2 separate regions of the Homo sapiens genome follow, and region 1 is linked to region 2. A link is a loop called in an ENCODE intact Hi-C map of the cell type or tissue named here. Cell type or tissue: PC-3. All regions are shown on one strand.

Evidence for each region. Hi-C counts contacts between places; a loop is a spot of excess contacts. Peaks named below come from ENCODE experiments on the same cell type or tissue, not always from the same donor. Only the 100,000 strongest peaks of a DNase experiment are listed, where the experiment ranks them.
Region 1: a loop joins it to region 2, with 8 times the contacts of the local background. A loop is called at or near these places in 5 of 110 quality-filtered maps.

Annotation. Positions count from the first base shown.
Region 1 is chr18:7,018,522-7,026,521 of GRCh38, reverse strand. LAMA1 (laminin subunit alpha 1) reads left to right here. Exons shown (of 63, transcript NM_005559.4): 17 at 416-543; 18 at 2,056-2,142; 19 at 3,147-3,358. Among named protein-coding and RNA genes, the nearest start is that of LINC00668, 93 kb to the right of the region's middle. In PC-3, CTCF peaks have their summits at 3,880 and 4,084 (motif pointing right); a DNase peak (open chromatin) is centred at 4,071; H3K27me3 peaks cover 2,329 bases.
Region 2 is chr18:6,536,581-6,544,580 of GRCh38, reverse strand. All of the region lies in intron 2 of LINC01387 (long intergenic non-protein coding RNA 1387), which reads right to left. Among named protein-coding and RNA genes, the nearest start is that of LINC01387, 29 kb to the right of the region's middle. In PC-3, CTCF peaks have their summits at 852, 1,060 (motif pointing left), 2,866 and 3,084 (motif pointing right); no DNase peak of the experiment used is centred here; H3K4me3 peaks cover 593 bases; H3K27ac peaks cover 720 bases.

The DNA.
Region 1 (8,000 bases), 480 kb before region 2:
TTTCCACTATATATGAACGATTCTTTCCTTTTGCAACTAAAAAACAGTTGGAGGCGGACACTGTGAGACCACGTGCATATCCCACTCTTCATCAGAATTCCCCTTAGAGGTAGCAGTCGGAAGGTTCTGGCCGAAGCAGCACTTGCTGTCATGTTTGCAAAAGCTTGATCCTCCATCTCCTGCCCTTGTCCATGCTCATCAGTCAGAGAGAAAGCTCTCAGATTTCTCATTTATACAAATTACACTTGCTGATATTAATCTGAAAACAGGAGGCCTTCCTCATATAGCTCAGAGGTTGGTGACTGGTTTTAGCATTTTGTCTTTTTTTTTTCCGCTTGGACTTCAAGTTGCTTATAGATAAATCTGAAAATCCTTTAAGACAACCTGAGCTGATTCTTCTGGTGCATGTTCCTAGGCGTGTGCGCACAACACCACCGGCGTCCACTGTGAGCAGTGCTTGCCCGGCTTCTACGGGGAGCCTTCCCGAGGGACACCTGGGGACTGCCAGCCCTGCGCCTGCCCTCTCACCATAGCCTCCAACAAGTAAGCCTCGGACCTCATCAGCGGTTCCTGCCAGCATGGCCAGGATTCCCACCCAGATGCGTACTAATGACTTCAGAGCAAGACTGTGTGTGTAATACGTGTGTGAATTTTGCCCAGTGACAATTGATTTGGATTAAAGACAGAGGGGTGGGTTATTTTCTTGTAAACCAACGTTTGGCTTATGAAAGCAGGCAAGAAGAGGTGTGTGCCAGCAAGGACCTATACACGCCGTTTTCCCTCTTGATTCCTCTTGGTCATCAGTTGTTTCACAAGTATATGTTGTCTACTTACCAGTGGGCTAGGAGGTGGAGGGATACAGAGAGGAATAAAACATTGTCCCTCGACTTAGGGAGTTTTTGATCTAATGACCAAAATATGTACGCATGAGGCTAAACAAGAGCAGTCTAAATCCATTCATTGATTCAACAGATATTTATGGAGTGCCTACTGTGTCCTGAGTTTTACAGCAGGTGTTCTGAATAGCAAACTGTTCTCACCTGGCCGTGGGCCCCAGGGGACTCAGTGTGGTCGTGACTGTAGTGAGGCCTGTCCACCAGATGGTGGGGAGGAGGGAGAGCAGTGTCCAGCCTACCTAGGTGGGTGCAGGAAGCTCTTCTCTCAGATTTGCAGGAGAAGGAGTTTCACAGGCAGCATAGACGGGCGTTCTAGGCAGATGGAGCTGGGCGTGCCATGGCATGGCAGCAGGAACAGGCATCGCCCATTTGAGGAACTGCAGCAGGCCATGGAACAGAAGGCATGGAGGGAGGTGGAAGGAGATGTACCAGGCAAGGTCTTATAGTCACACTGGGGCAAGTGCATCCCACAGGCCAGCAGCTTAAAAGCCTCTGTCTCTCGCTGGTTTAACCTTTAGAACTCTTCCTTCACCCACTCTCAAAGAATTCCCAGTATATAAAAAGGATGCAGTCAGGGTTACTCATGATGAAATTGGGGGTGGGTACTGTCATCCACCCTGCACAGGATCCTCAAGGTTTAGGAATAGGGTTGGAAGGGGCATCCGTTAGCAGGGGGTCCCTGGAGAGGTGCGAGAGCCTCCTGACCACTTTGTGTTTGAGTGAGCTCACTTTTGCCCTGGTATGGGCAGTGCTCTGAGGTGGGAAGTCAGTGCCAGGGAACCCGAGCTGGGGAACCCAGCATCCTAGGAGCACCCGAGCAGGCCTCCTGGAGGAAGCATCAGCTGAGTTGGGCACTGGGGCTGAGCTGGGTTAACCCAGGCAGACAGCGAGAGAAGCAGGCGCGCTGTGGGCTGAGAATGAGAGGAGTAGGGAGCAGGGAGTGAGGAGTGAGTGTCAGTGCCTGGATCATGGGACCAGGAGTCTGTGAGGGGTTGAGACTCACAGGGTGGGCTGGGTGACCAGAGGCCCCGGATTCTGAGCTAAGGAGGTCTCATTGAAGGTCTGGAAGCACAGGAGTAGTAGAAATGAAGCATTTTAAATAGTTAGAAATTCGGCTTCATCCATTGGAAAATTTTGTTCATTTCTAATGTTTTGACAGTTTCAGCCCCACCTGCCACCTCAATGATGGAGATGAAGTGGTCTGTGACTGGTGTGCCCCGGGCTACTCAGGAGCTTGGTGTGAGAGGTACTCTGCATCCACTGGCTTCAACACATTTTCGAAATTAAATATAAATTCTATGTGTTTATTTTTAAATGCGTAGTTAAGTGTGGTTTTGGAGTTTTGATGCATAATTGTTATTTCATAGAATCATTGAGAAAAATCAGTATTTCATGTTTTAAAATTAATGTTAAACCTTACTGGGAATTTTTAAAGAACGGTACTCTTTTCCTGGCTAATCTGAGTTCTCATCAAGAACAATAGGCCGGGTTTGGTGGCCCACACATGTAATGCCAGGACTTTGGGAGGCTGAGGCAGGTGGATCACCTGAGGTTAGGAGTTCGAGACCAGCCTGACCAACGTGGTAAAACCCTGTCTCTACAAAAAGAAAAAAAAAACAAAAGGCCGGGCATGACGGCGGGTGCCTGTAATCCTAGCTACTTGGGAGGCTGAGGCAGGAGAATCACTTGAACCTGGGAGGTGGAGGTTGCAGTGAGTGGAGATTGCGCCATTGCACTCCAGCCTAGGAGACAGAGTGAGACTCTATCTCAAAAAACAAAACAAAACAAAAACAATAGGAAGCAGCAAGGAGTCGGTATCTGTGGTTCACACATTTGAATATTCCATTGCTCCGGGCTGTTCTGGAGATGACAGGTGGTTTGCTTTAGTAGCCGTCTTCTGGCTCCTGAAGGCCAGTGCTGTCTTTCCTATGTGTGCGTCTCAGTGCCCAGCTCTGGCTGAGCCTGCAGGAGGCTGTGCGGCATCCGGAGTGGTCAGGGGTGGGTCAGAGTTGGCCCTGGAAACAGGTGCATGTCCCCTGGATTTATGCCTCATTTTGGATGCTCTCCCCCTTCACCGCGACAGGTGAAGGAGATCTGGGAATGCCCGAGTGGGGAGTCATATCCCTTTCACAGTAAATCTCAGGGAACAGAGTCCGTCTGATTTATTAGCCATTCAGGGAGTCCCTGGATAGTGCGGTAAGGCCTTAAGTAACTGCATTTGTCTGATCCCACTTTCAATCTTTGATACAGATGTGCAGATGGTTACTATGGAAACCCAACAGTGCCTGGCGAATCTTGTGTTCCCTGTGACTGCAGCGGCAACGTGGACCCCTCGGAGGCTGGTCACTGTGACTCAGTCACCGGGGAGTGCCTGAAGTGCCTGGGGAACACAGATGGCGCCCACTGTGAAAGGTGTGCTGACGGGTTCTATGGGGACGCTGTGACAGCCAAGAACTGCCGCGGTGAGTGCGTGAGCGTGAAGTCAGGTCAGCTGTTTATTGCCATAGGAAGTCTTCAACCGTATAGTCACATGTGTCACACAGGGCCCCGCCTAGGAGGTCACACTCTCTTGAGGGGTTACTTGCATTAATGCTGGGTCTCTGATCAAATACAGACCCACGACCCAGTTCTTCCCTAGCTACCCTATCCTGAGCTTGGTTAGTCATAACCCATAGGGGTCAGTGGCCTGGAAAGATGCAGCCTGCCACCCGAGCGGCCAGTGTGACTTGACAGAGTTCCGGCTCTGCTCCCCGTGACTGAAATGAAAGTGGGGAAGCTCAGAGCCTGTCACATTCGTAAGGGAGATGCTTCAGAGGCTGCACGAGGCAGATGGGATTCCAAGATGAAGGGTGGGAAATGGTAAGACTGTAACCCCAGAAACTGCGTAAAGCACCGTGTGGTGCATCTTAGCCCTCTGTGCCAGAACTGCCCGACCCCTATGGCACTCTGCTGAATTCGATCCTTGAAATTATGGATCGTGGAGAAAACTAGATTCTCCTGCACAGCAGATGACCTGGCCGGAGGGATGATTCAGCCCTCAGATTTTGAAGGAGTGAAAGAACAAAAGTGGCAATTATAAATTATTTTGAGTATTTCATATAAACGCCAGTCATACTATGGTACTACGACATGGGGACACAAGAGGGCACCAGCTGTACAGAAAACATACTTTCCCAGGCACACGTGGAGAGATTGGAAATGTTTTATGGCCCTGGGCCAATCAAGCTGATCTCCAGCAGGTGGCCACCTTGACTGGCTATCATACCAGGATAATTATGATAACAGCATTTCTACAAGGCTTCACGATTTGTAGAATGTTTTTATCATTTTCATGTCATTTCTTTTCATCATTACTGCAAGCCTTGGTGATTCATTCCTCCGTTCATTCATTGTTTATTAAGTGTCCGGTATTTCCCAGACACTGTACTAAGAACTGCGACAGGTAGTTGGGAAATTGTGATTCAAGTCTACTGGGAAGCTACACATGATGATGGTATGGGGGGAAAACATACCTGTGGATCCAGGTGTTGGAGTCTCGACTAATGTGAGTTTTATTCCAGGACCAACTGTGTGACATTGGGCTAATTTATTAGCCTCTCTGAGCCACTATTTTGTTATTCATAAAATAGACATAATTATATGTGTATATCAAGGCCTTTCTGAGAAGTCAGTGCGGTAACATTTAAAGTTCTAGACATGAAATAAATGGCAGCTATTATAATTACTAGTAATAAACCAATTATTATTATATTTTCTAATATATAATATATATAATATAATATAATATATTATTATATTATATAATATATATTATATAATATAATATATTATTATATTTTCACTCCACTGCTGTCCAACAGAAATACAATGTAAACCACCCATGTAATTTAAAATTTTTTAGTAGTCACATTTTTCAATAGTAAAAAGAAGTAGGTGAAATGTATTTTAATAATACATTCTATCTGAGCTGATATATTAAAAATAAGCATTTTGTCATGTGATCAGGTTTTAAAAGTATTAAGCAATATTTACTTTCTTTTTTAGTACTGAGTCATCAAAATTGAGTGTATATTTTATAGCCCAGCTCAATTAGGATGCTACATTTTCCTCAGAAATACTTGATCTACATGTAGATTACAGAAAATTTACAATTGAAAAGGTAGTTCAAACATATTTAAAATTTTTCCGTCCTGTACCAAAAATTATTTTCTTTAATATTGGCATCCACATTGACAAAACCGCTTCAGTATTTAAATTTAAACTCAGAGATTTGGTTCTTCGCTTGCATCAGCCACATCTCCAGCATTTGGTAGACATGTGTGGTTAGCGGCCACAGGACAGGACTGTGAAGGTCAAGGCGATGAATGACTGTCGGGGGTTGCACTTGAAGGCACGGAGGCGGGCAGGCCCATCAGCCCAGGGTGGCCCGGGCTGCCTCCTGAAGGGGGTGCTGTTCATCTGAGACCTGAAGGATGGGAAGAAGAGCCCCAAGAAGAGTGACCAGCGTGGGAAGACGGGCCCAGGCAAGTAGGCAGGCCCTGCCCGAGGTAGACACTGGAGAGAGAGTGACCAGAATGGAAAAGACAGAGACAGGGAGGGGAGGTCTCGGGCTGATAGGTGGGAAGCAGCCACGTCGGAAGGGTCTCCTGTGCAGTGTTGAGGTGCTGAGGTCACCTCGTCCTCCCTGTCCTGGGACTCACCAGCAACTTGTGCAGACATGGAGTGGGCCAGGGTGTGATTGGAGCTGTGTGTTTGAATATCGCCCTGCTGCCAGCGTTGAGGAGGGAATGGCTGCCAGGGGTGTTGGGTTAGGAGACAAGACCCGAAATGAATCTTTCTGGTAAGCATTGATGAGGGCTTCAGGTAGGGCCTTTGCCATGGAGATAAAAGAGAAGACGTAAAATAGGTCTTGATGACAGGTTGGAAGGTGGAGGAAGGACGGTTAGAGCAGCTGGGGTTTGGGTCTGGGCCTGGGCTAGTAGGGCTGATGCTGACCAGGCTGTCTCTGGTTTCTGAACACTTAACAGCTTTTATCCTTTCTCATCCCTTCTCTCGCATCCCCTCGCTTCGATGAGACAAAGTCCTGTGAACTGTTTCTGCATATCCCACGAGCAGTCCTTCCATTTCTATAACAGGGTTCCCTCTGTGGACTTCTTGTAGGGCCCCCCATTCTTATATAATACTATAGTCTGTTAGGTTAAACCAAGTGCAAGTGCCGGTGTTGTGTGTGATTGACCTTCTCTAAAGCAAGCGCGTATAGTTCAACCCAGTATTTATCTGTTTCCCCTCACCCCCCATAACTCTCACTCACTTGAAGCTTGGTAGGAGGAGAAACTGATCGTCAGGTTCACCTCCTGCCTCTGCTGTGGGGCAGCGGCTGCAGCCGGAGGTGTGGACAGGCCGTCCAGGTAGAGTAGAGCACTGAGGGAGATGAGGGTGGTGAGAAACCTCACAGAACTCTAATATTAAAGGACTCTTATATTAAATAAGTTAAATGAGGATAATTTTTATATTGTGAGCTACTCCTGAGAATTAAAATATATATAAAGTACCTGGCTATTCAGTAATTGGCCTAAAATAACACTATTTTAAATTAGTACTATTTATAACATAAATACTATTTTAATTAAGAATTACTATAATAGGCCGGGCATGGTGGTTCACACCTGTAATCTCAGCACTTTGGGAGGCTGAGGCAGGTGGATCACCTAAGGTCAGGAGTTCGAGACCAGCCTGCCCAACATGGCAAAACCCCATCTCTACTAAAAATACAAAAATTAGCTGGGCGTGGTGGTGAGTGCCTGTAATCCTAGCTACTTGGGAGGCTGAGGTGGGAGGATCACTTGAGCCTGGGAGGCGGAGGTGGCAGTGAACTGAGATTGCGCCACGGCACTCCAGCCTGGGTGACGGAGTGAGACCCTGTCTCAAAAAAAAAAAAAAAAAAAAAAAAAGAATTACCATAATAATTATTACTGCAGAGAGAGAACTAGTAATAGCAGTGTGACCTATGGAAAGTTATCTAATCTTTCCAAGTTGTAGATTTCACACCGAAAATAGAGAACATTATTTCGCCTCCCTCCTTGGTTTGTGGTGAAAGTACAAAGAAATACTGAATGTGACAGGCACAGACTAACAGACACATCATACAGTGAATATGATTTTTTAAATTATCATCAATAGTTTACATTGATCATACTTGCATTGAACTTTAAATATTCCCCAGAGAAAGAGGCGGCTTGAAATGAAACACGGAGGGGAGACACACGAGAAACAAGAGGGAGGGCAGGAGAGTGGGCGTCCCAAATACCACAGGAAGAGGGCGATGCAAAAGGGAGAGGGAGGTCACGGGGTCCCTTCCGCAGAGCCACGGGGTAAGAGGGGGACCGAAGTCTGCTCCCTGAATTTGGTGCCTGGGAAATCTCTGGAGACTTTAGGGAGAACAGTTGCAGCAGACAAGGGGCCAGGAGGACACTATGCGAAACTTGGATTGGACGGACGTGCCAGGGAGGTGGATGTTCTGATGGAGGATAAAAGGGAGGGGGTGTCTTGTGTTTGATGGGGGCAGTGGAGAAGGATGTGCTGGGGAGTTAGCAGCAGAGTCCGCACGGTCCAGCTACGGGGTTGATGGAGCAAGTCCCTGAAGGGCACCGGTGAATGGGGCCTCTCGTGGGACTGCAGCATTAAGGCCCCCACTCCAGGAAAACAGACGGCCAGCCTGGCCTAGATCATGAAGGAGGCGGATCCCAGCACGTTTCCTCTGCCCCTGACCTTCCCATGTCATGTCCCATGTCCAGCACTCTTGCTGCAGCCTCCAGGTCGTGTTTAGGCCTTCCATTATTTGTGAAGTTTTTCTCTCTTTTTTCTTACATTGTTATGTCATGACACACACTGTACATGTTCTGAGTCCACACATTTATAAAGAGTGCCTGGGGGCCCGGCGCGGTGGCTCACGCCTGTAATCCCAGCACTTTGGAAGGCCGAGGCGGGCAGATCACAAGGTCAGGAGATCGAGACCATCCTGGCTAACACGGTGAAACCCTGTCTCTACTAAAAATACAAAAAATTAGCCAGGCGTGGTGGCAGGCGCCTGTAGTCCCAGCTACT
Region 2 (8,000 bases):
TTACCTATTTTCCCCTGCTTTTTATGCAGTCATTTTGTCAGACACAAATTCCAAAATCAAAATCGTCTAGAGGGAGTAGTCAGCATAGCAGTTTACCCAGGATGATGAGAACGATGTGGAAATAAAAGGGGCAGCTCAATGTTCTCCCCACCCCTACTTGGGGCATTCATGCTCATAGGCATATAGGACCATGCATATAGGGCCATGCATATAGGGCCATGCATATAGGACCATGCATATAGGGCCATGCATATAGGGCCATGCATATAGGGCCATGCATATAGGGCCATGAAGACATGGTTTATAAACAGATAGTTCCAACCCACAATCCCTTACCTACAATCCCCAAATCTCCAAAATTCTAAACACCAAGAATTTTTCTAACTCATTTGGTGACATTTGACCTGAACTGATATTTGGATATATTATGTATTCCATTTAGTATGAATATATTTTGCTACAGAAATATAAATGTGTTTTATTATAGAGTGCTGCCCCACACTCACTCAGCCCAAGTATATGATTTAGGTTTTATTTTATTATTTGAAAATTTGAAAAATTCTGGATGACCTGGAAAATTCTGTACTAGCAGTCATTTGAAGCACCTTTTATATGCAAGGTGCTCTACACACAGCATCTCATTCCAAGGTGCTCTACGCACAGCATCTCATTCCATTCTGACCCACGAAGGAGGTATTATTACTATTGCTGCATTAATGATAGGGAAACTGAGGCCTGGCAAAGTTAAGCAATTCATCCAAGATCCCATACCTAGCTAGTGAGGGAGCAAAGACCCAAACTCAGGCTGCTTGATTCCAAAGCTCAAGTTCATTTCACTCTATATAGGGCTTGGTAGCTGCACCCTGCTCGTCATTGTCCTATCCACTGACCCTGTCAAGCCACCGCCTCGATGGTGAGCAACGGTTTCTAGTAATCTTCAGTGCTACGTGGATGCTGAGGGGAAGAAAGGTGTTGAGCATCTATGAACAGACTGTTTTGTTGCCCCTTTGAATTACTAGTGGGCATCTTCTTGCCAGACCTTCATTTTTATGCCAATTCACTGCCATCTAGTGGTTATTTCAATAGCAATTTTACGTAAAATGTTAGGTGACATAGCATCATTTCTAACAGGCTGGAGATTTGGTCCTTAGAGGTCGTAAAAAAATAAATAAATAAAATAAATAAAACCAAGATGTGCAGGAAAAAGGAATCTAATCTAAGTAAACATTTATAAAATAAAGTACATTTTATTTTTCTATTCTTCAGGTAAGGGACTAGCAAGATGAATGGGCTTTGCTAAGGCTTTGTAAAAGCTCATCTTTACGAACTTAACTAAATAATCAGATTAAATCTCTATGTAGGCTGCTTAGGAAAATAAAAGCTTTCTCTGAAAAGATTTCACCAGCCTTTCTTCAAAGATTGCCAGGGATTGTCTCTGCTCTAATTATAATATTTACAATGCAAATTGTTGGTTGCAATGTACGTTTTTTTCATGAAATTAAAAGTAGTCATTCATATCCTCATTTACATATGTTCCTCTCCAAGACAGATAAACTCTCATTCATCTTTGGTAACAATAATATGATTTATAAATTTGAAGTTCTGACAAAAGAAATCAAAATATGCACATCAATAGAAAAGGTTTTTGGCATTGTAAGTACTTATTTAGTGTATTTCAGTTTAATAATATTTATTGAGCTTCTGGAAAGTCCCAAAAAAGATTCAAATATAGACTCAGCAGTTTCTTGGCCCAGTTGCTTAGAACCTAGAGGAGAAAGATTGGCAACATTACAGTTCAGGTGACACGCAGACTGCAGTGCAAGGAAGTCTGTCCAGTATGTTTGGAGATTGTAATAAAACAGGACTAAAATCCTAAAGACGCTCCCCAGCTTGCTGGTTTCAGATGTCAGACTGGGAGCTTCTTAACACCAAAACATCCTCTCAGATAAATTGGGATCAACCTTTAGTACCTATTAAGGGGCCAGTAAGAACGTCAAAGTTGCTTTGAGATTAAAAATGTTTTGGTGAGCAATGCATAGCCTTGTACTTGCAGCCCAATCCTATCGGGAGGAATAGCATGTGAATAACACGTGAATGTCAGGATCCTGTGAGTCTTCTATTACACACTGCCTACAATTTAAACAGCGAGTCTTGTGAGGATGGAATACTAAAATACTCAATTGAAGCAGATCCTTAAAAAATTACTTTATTTTAGCACTATGTGACTTAGAAAAAATAATGAAGCCAGTTATTTGCCTTAATTATAAGAATGTGATGAGGGGCCGCCACCAGCCAGGGGAGCCTAAGGTTTGGGTTTGTTTTTTTTTTTTCTTTTGAGTTGGAGTCTCACTCTATCTCTCAGGCTGGAGTGCAGTGGCGTGACTTCGGCTCACAGCAACCTCTGCCTCCTGGGTGCAAGCGATTCTCCTGCCTCAGCCTCCTGAGTAGCTGGGATTACAGGCACCTGCCACCATGCCTGGCTAATTTTTATATTTTTAGTAGAGACGAGGTTTCACCATTCGGCCCGGCTTCCTCTAACTCCTGATCTTAAGTGATCCGCCCACCTCTGCCTCCCAAAGTGCTGAGATTATGGGCGTGAGCCACTGAATCCAGCTTTTTTTTTCTTTTTCTTTTTTTTGTTTTAATTAGAGCTCCTAAATTATTTTCTTTTTTGAAACTTCACAATGCTTATCACAACTTCGTAATAGCGGATGCCCTTTTCTCTGCTTTTTTTTCCCCTTGGCATGCTTCCCTCATGCCTCTTGTGGTGATAGTGTCTTGCTTTGGTTCAAACATGTATTTATGGGATTGCATTCACAGATTTCATTCCATCCAAACGTAGGTAAAAATGCAGGAGTAATGTCTTTCCTTATTTTTGCCTCTGGGTGTATGATGGCCCCAAAAGAACAAAGGCAACAAAGGGCAAGTCTCAGTACAGAGCAGAAAACCCCGATAATTTGCAACAGGAAAGTGCTCCCCTGTAGGGGGCTCTGGAACCACCACTCCAGGCAGTGTGTAATTTGCAACAGGAAAGTGCTCCCCTGTAGGGGGCTCTGGAACCACCACTCCAGGCAGTGTGTAATTTGCAACAGGAAAGTGCTCCCCTGTAGGGGGCTCTGGAACCACCACTCCAGGCAGTGTGTAATTTGCAACAGGAAAGTGCTCCCCTGTAGGGGGCTCTGGAACCACCACTCCAGGCAGTGTGTAATTTGCAACAGGAAAGTGCTCCCCTGTAGGGGGCTCTGGAACCACCACTCCAGGCAGTGTGTGAGGCTGGGAACAGATGGGAAGGCAGCCGTTCGTAGCAGCCTGTGTCAGACAAGGGACACCTCCAAGTATACAATTGCTCCACTCTTCGCTAAGACCGACTACATCCTGACTTACTCCTGAAACATCTAAACCCTCATTAGAGAAACAGGAAGTTCTCATGTAGCGAAGGCCAGCACACAATGCTGCCCTTTGTCTGTTTGGAAAAATTAAAGTAATAAAATTATCCAAATCATTTCCACAGTTCCGAAGATTTGTATAAACTGCATCTGAGCCCTTTAAAAAGCAAGGCTTTGGATGAGATTTAAAGCTTCGTGATGTATTTACTCACGACACATACAGGAGGCAAATAGATACCTGCATAATTTTCAGGTGATCTAGCTTGTTTTAAGGAGACAGTGGAAAGTCTAATGCGACAAATGTTAGGTGTGTCCTTTGGAAAATTTCCCTTCACATACCAATTGCTTGACTGGGGTTTCTTTGGGAGGCAGTCAGTAATCAATTTAGCATTGAGCTCTCAGAAAATGGCAAAAGTTCTAAAGAACTAGGGCATAAACCTATTCAGGATTCAGTGCAACTTCCTCAATTGTTTTTTATTAAAAATATTTTTTAAATGCCAGCACTCACCAACTGTGCAAAGAAAAAGTCATAAAAAATAAACTCCCAACCTACAGTGTGTACAGGAAATGGTGAGATAAAAATCAATAAAAAAACAAAATCAGGTTTTGGCTTCCACGGAGTTCCACACACCAACAGTATTTGAAAATCTTTTAAAATGATGAAATCAGCAATGTCTGAGACATTCCTAAGAGTTCACTGGTTTATTGGAAACCTAGGAAAGCACATGAACAGCGGAGTACTTGTCACGTGGAGAATGTGAGGGTCGAGGTAATGTTGTAAAATGTTAAGAACTTTTACCAACTTTTGTGAACGTTTTAGAGAAATGGCAGAAACTAAGCCTTAGTGTTCTGCTTAGCTTTTCTTTCCTTCTTTTGTCCACCCTCTCCAGCCTTGGAGAAAAGCACTCTCTCTCTCTCTCTCACACACACACACACACACTCTCTCTCTCTCACACACACACACACACACACTCTCTCTCTCTCCACATGTGTAGGAAGTCCCATTTTGTATCTCCAGCCCACAAGTCTCTCCTCAGCTCATATTCAACCCTGCCCTCCGCATCACCTCAAATCTTACACAATCAGAACAGACCAATCTGCTTTTGTCACAGTCCTGCCCATTGTTAACAAATGACAACTTCATTCTTCTAACTGCTCAGGTGGAAAGCTTTGGAATCATCCTTCATTCCTTTCTTTCTCTCGAAACTCATCAGCTCTGCCTTTAAAATCGATCCTGAATCCGGCCATTTACCACCTGTGTCACAGTCACCTGGCTCGTTGCAATAGCCTTCCAACTGGTCACCCGCTTCCTCAGTTGTTGTCCTTTGATCTGTTTTCAAAACACCAGTTAGGGCCAGGAGTGGTGACTCACACCTCTAATCCCAACACTTTGGAAGGCCAAGGCAGGAGGATCACTTGAGGTCAGAGTTCAAGACCAGCTTGGGCAACGTTGCGAGACCCAGTCTCTGCAAAAAATAAAAAATAAAAAAAATTAGCCAGGTGTGGTGGCACCACCTGTGGTCTCAGCTACTCGGGAGGCTGAGGTGGGAGGATTGCTTGAGTCTGGGAGATGGAGGCTGCAGTGAACTATGATGGCACCACTGCACTCCAGCCTGGGCAACAGAAGGAGAATCTGTCCCAGAAACTAAAACAAAAAAGCCACAAAAAAAGACACCGCCAGTTAGAGTGACTTGGTTTCAATGTTAAGACAGGTCATGTCAAGCTGTTGCCCCAAATCGTCCAATATTTCCCTTCCTGCTCAGTAAGAGCCAACTTCCTTGAAATGGCCAAAGGCCCTGTGCTATCACTGGGTTCTCCGAACTCATCTCTCCTGCTTCCCTCCTCTCTCTCCTGGCTCTGGACACTCGGAACACACTAGGCTTGCCCGCGGGTTGTACTGGCTTTTCCCCCTGCCTGAGACCCACTTTGCTCCAGACAGCTCATTCCCTCCTTGCTCCTTTCTTTTGGTATCTATGTTCTCTCAAGGTGTCTAAGATGCAGAACCCACACTCTCAGCACTTTTTCATCCCCCTCCTTACTCTACTTTTCTTTGGAGCATCTACCATCATCGAATTTATTGCCTATTTTATTTAGGTATCTAACAGCTCACACTCTTAGAATGTAAACTTCCAGAAGTGGAGGGAAGTTTTGTATTCCCAGTGCTCTATCACTGGTACCTAGTAAGAGCTAAGAGGGATGAATCCAGGTTTATGAGGTGGGAAGCTTACATTTCCAAAGGATCTGCTTAAAGAAAAAGAGAACACAAATGTACAAATACAAAATTAGGTATAAAAGTGAATACTTACTTAGAATTAGAAATTACAATAATTATTTTTTTTAATTTTAAAAAATTTTTCTTAGAGATAGGGTCTTGCTCTGTTGCCCAGGCTGGAGTGCAGTGGTACGATCATAGCTCACTGTGACCTTGTGAACTCCTGGGCTCAAGTGATCCTCCTGCCTCAAGTCTCAAAGTGTTGGGATTACAGGCATGAGCCAGCATGCCCAGTCCAAATTATTATTATTATTATTTTTGAGACAGACTTTTGCTCTGTCACCCAGGCTGGAGTGCAGTGGTGTGATCTCAGTTCACTGCAACCTCCGCCTCCCAGATTCAAGCATTTCTCATGCCTCAGCCTCCTGAGTAGCTGAGATTACAGGCACCCGCCACCACTCCTGGCTAATTTTTGTGTTTTTAGTATAGACTGGGTTATAGACGTGAGCCACCTTGGCCAGCCCCAAATTATTTTTTAAATAGCCAACACTAACAAAAAAAATCACAAAGTCCAGAAAAAGGACATAATATGTTCATTAATCAACTACCTATTCATTTCTACAATACCTTTTCTCCACATTTTTGGCTATATCCTCTTTAATCACCTCTTTCTATGATAATAATTTTATATATATTTTTCTATACAAAGAATTAAAATGTAACTCAATCTTTCCTCTAGCATAGTTGAAAGTTTTATTTTGTTTTGTTTTGCTTTTTGGAACTGATTAATTTATTGCTTAGTTTGTATTAATAGCTCAGCTTTACAGTTTGTTACTGGTAATGTCACGTATGTTATTAGGATTGTTGTCTAATTCTGAAACATGATCACCAGGTTTCTTTCATGCAGAGCTATAGGAATTCAGGTCATTTCAAGTATTTTGTGCAGTGACCAGTCTTAAATACTATGAACTGATGACGTTCAACAGTTTGTCATTGACCTCCTCATTGTAATGGCCCAATAGGAGTTTCATATTATCTTTGTCAATATCAGTATTTCATAAGGATAAAGCTTGCAGCTTCACATACAAACTCACTGTTTGTTAGTGCACAACTTTATGCCCTACAAAAATAAGAAATCTTTTAAAACATATTTCATGTATTCTCATCAAAAAGAAAACATTGTTTTGTGCCTTTACAATTTTATCTGTTGCATTTTTCAGTATATTCCTAACCAAAGTGAACTTCTGTTTTGACCAGGGGTCAATGAAAGCTGCGTTTTTTACTTTCAGTTTTACATGACTGGTGGTTGGAAGAACTCTCTAAAGGCTGCCTCTGGCTAGTTTCCCTTCTAGTATCTACATGCCTATGGTGTCAAGCACTGTTGTATTAGTCTGTTTTCATGCTGCTGATAAAGACAAACCTGATATTGGGTAATTTATAAAGAAAAAGAGGTTTAATGGACTCATAATTCCACATGGCTGAGGAGGCCTCAGAATCATGATGGAAGGCAAACGGCACGTCTTACATGGCAGCAGACAAGAGAAAGAATGAGAATGAAGCAAAAGGGGAAACCCCTTGTAAAACCATCAGATCTCATGAGACTTATTTGCTACCAGGAGAACTGCATGGGGGACCTGTCCCCATGATTCAATTATCTCCCACCAGGTCCCTCCCACAAGATGTGGAAATTATGGGAGCTACAATTCACAGTGAGATTTGGGTGAGGACACAGCCAAACCATGTCAACTGTAGGACATATTCACAGTCCACTATGACCTCTGGCCTTGCACTTTCGTGGCAAAACCCTGGGTAGATTGATGCAGCAGGCAGTAGGAGTATTGCTGGAAACCTTCCTATCCCAGGGTGGTTAGTAATGGCCTGACCACCCACGAAAGTGACTGGGAACTACACACAGAGAACCCATGAAACCCAGACTAAATGCGTCCTCAATCAGCTTTCCTTCAGCCAGAACCCCAGCAACGCCTTCAGCCCTCCATTCCCAGGAAACACAAGGGAAAGTCTGAGAGGAAAGAGACAGTGGTCTTAACTGATTCTGGTGAAAAGGTCTTATTACAAGTTTCACAAAAACGTCTGACCAAATGAGTACATTGATAGAGCCTCTCCCAAGACTTTGGGGAGGGTCTGTGCAGGTACAGAGCCTTGAAGACCATTTCCATTAGCTTCATAATAAGTTAACTTTTGACACTCAATAATAAATATTTCTTGAATAAAGGAAGGAAGGAATATGCAGTATCCAATACTCAAAACCAAATCTCCAAAATCTAAAGACCATGCTACTTCTGTAACTCTGCTGGATGTAGTACAATCTTTTGTGACAGGGAAGTCAAGCTACTCACCCACGGAGCCATTGGGAATGCTCTCAGTATCCCCATAGTTAAGGG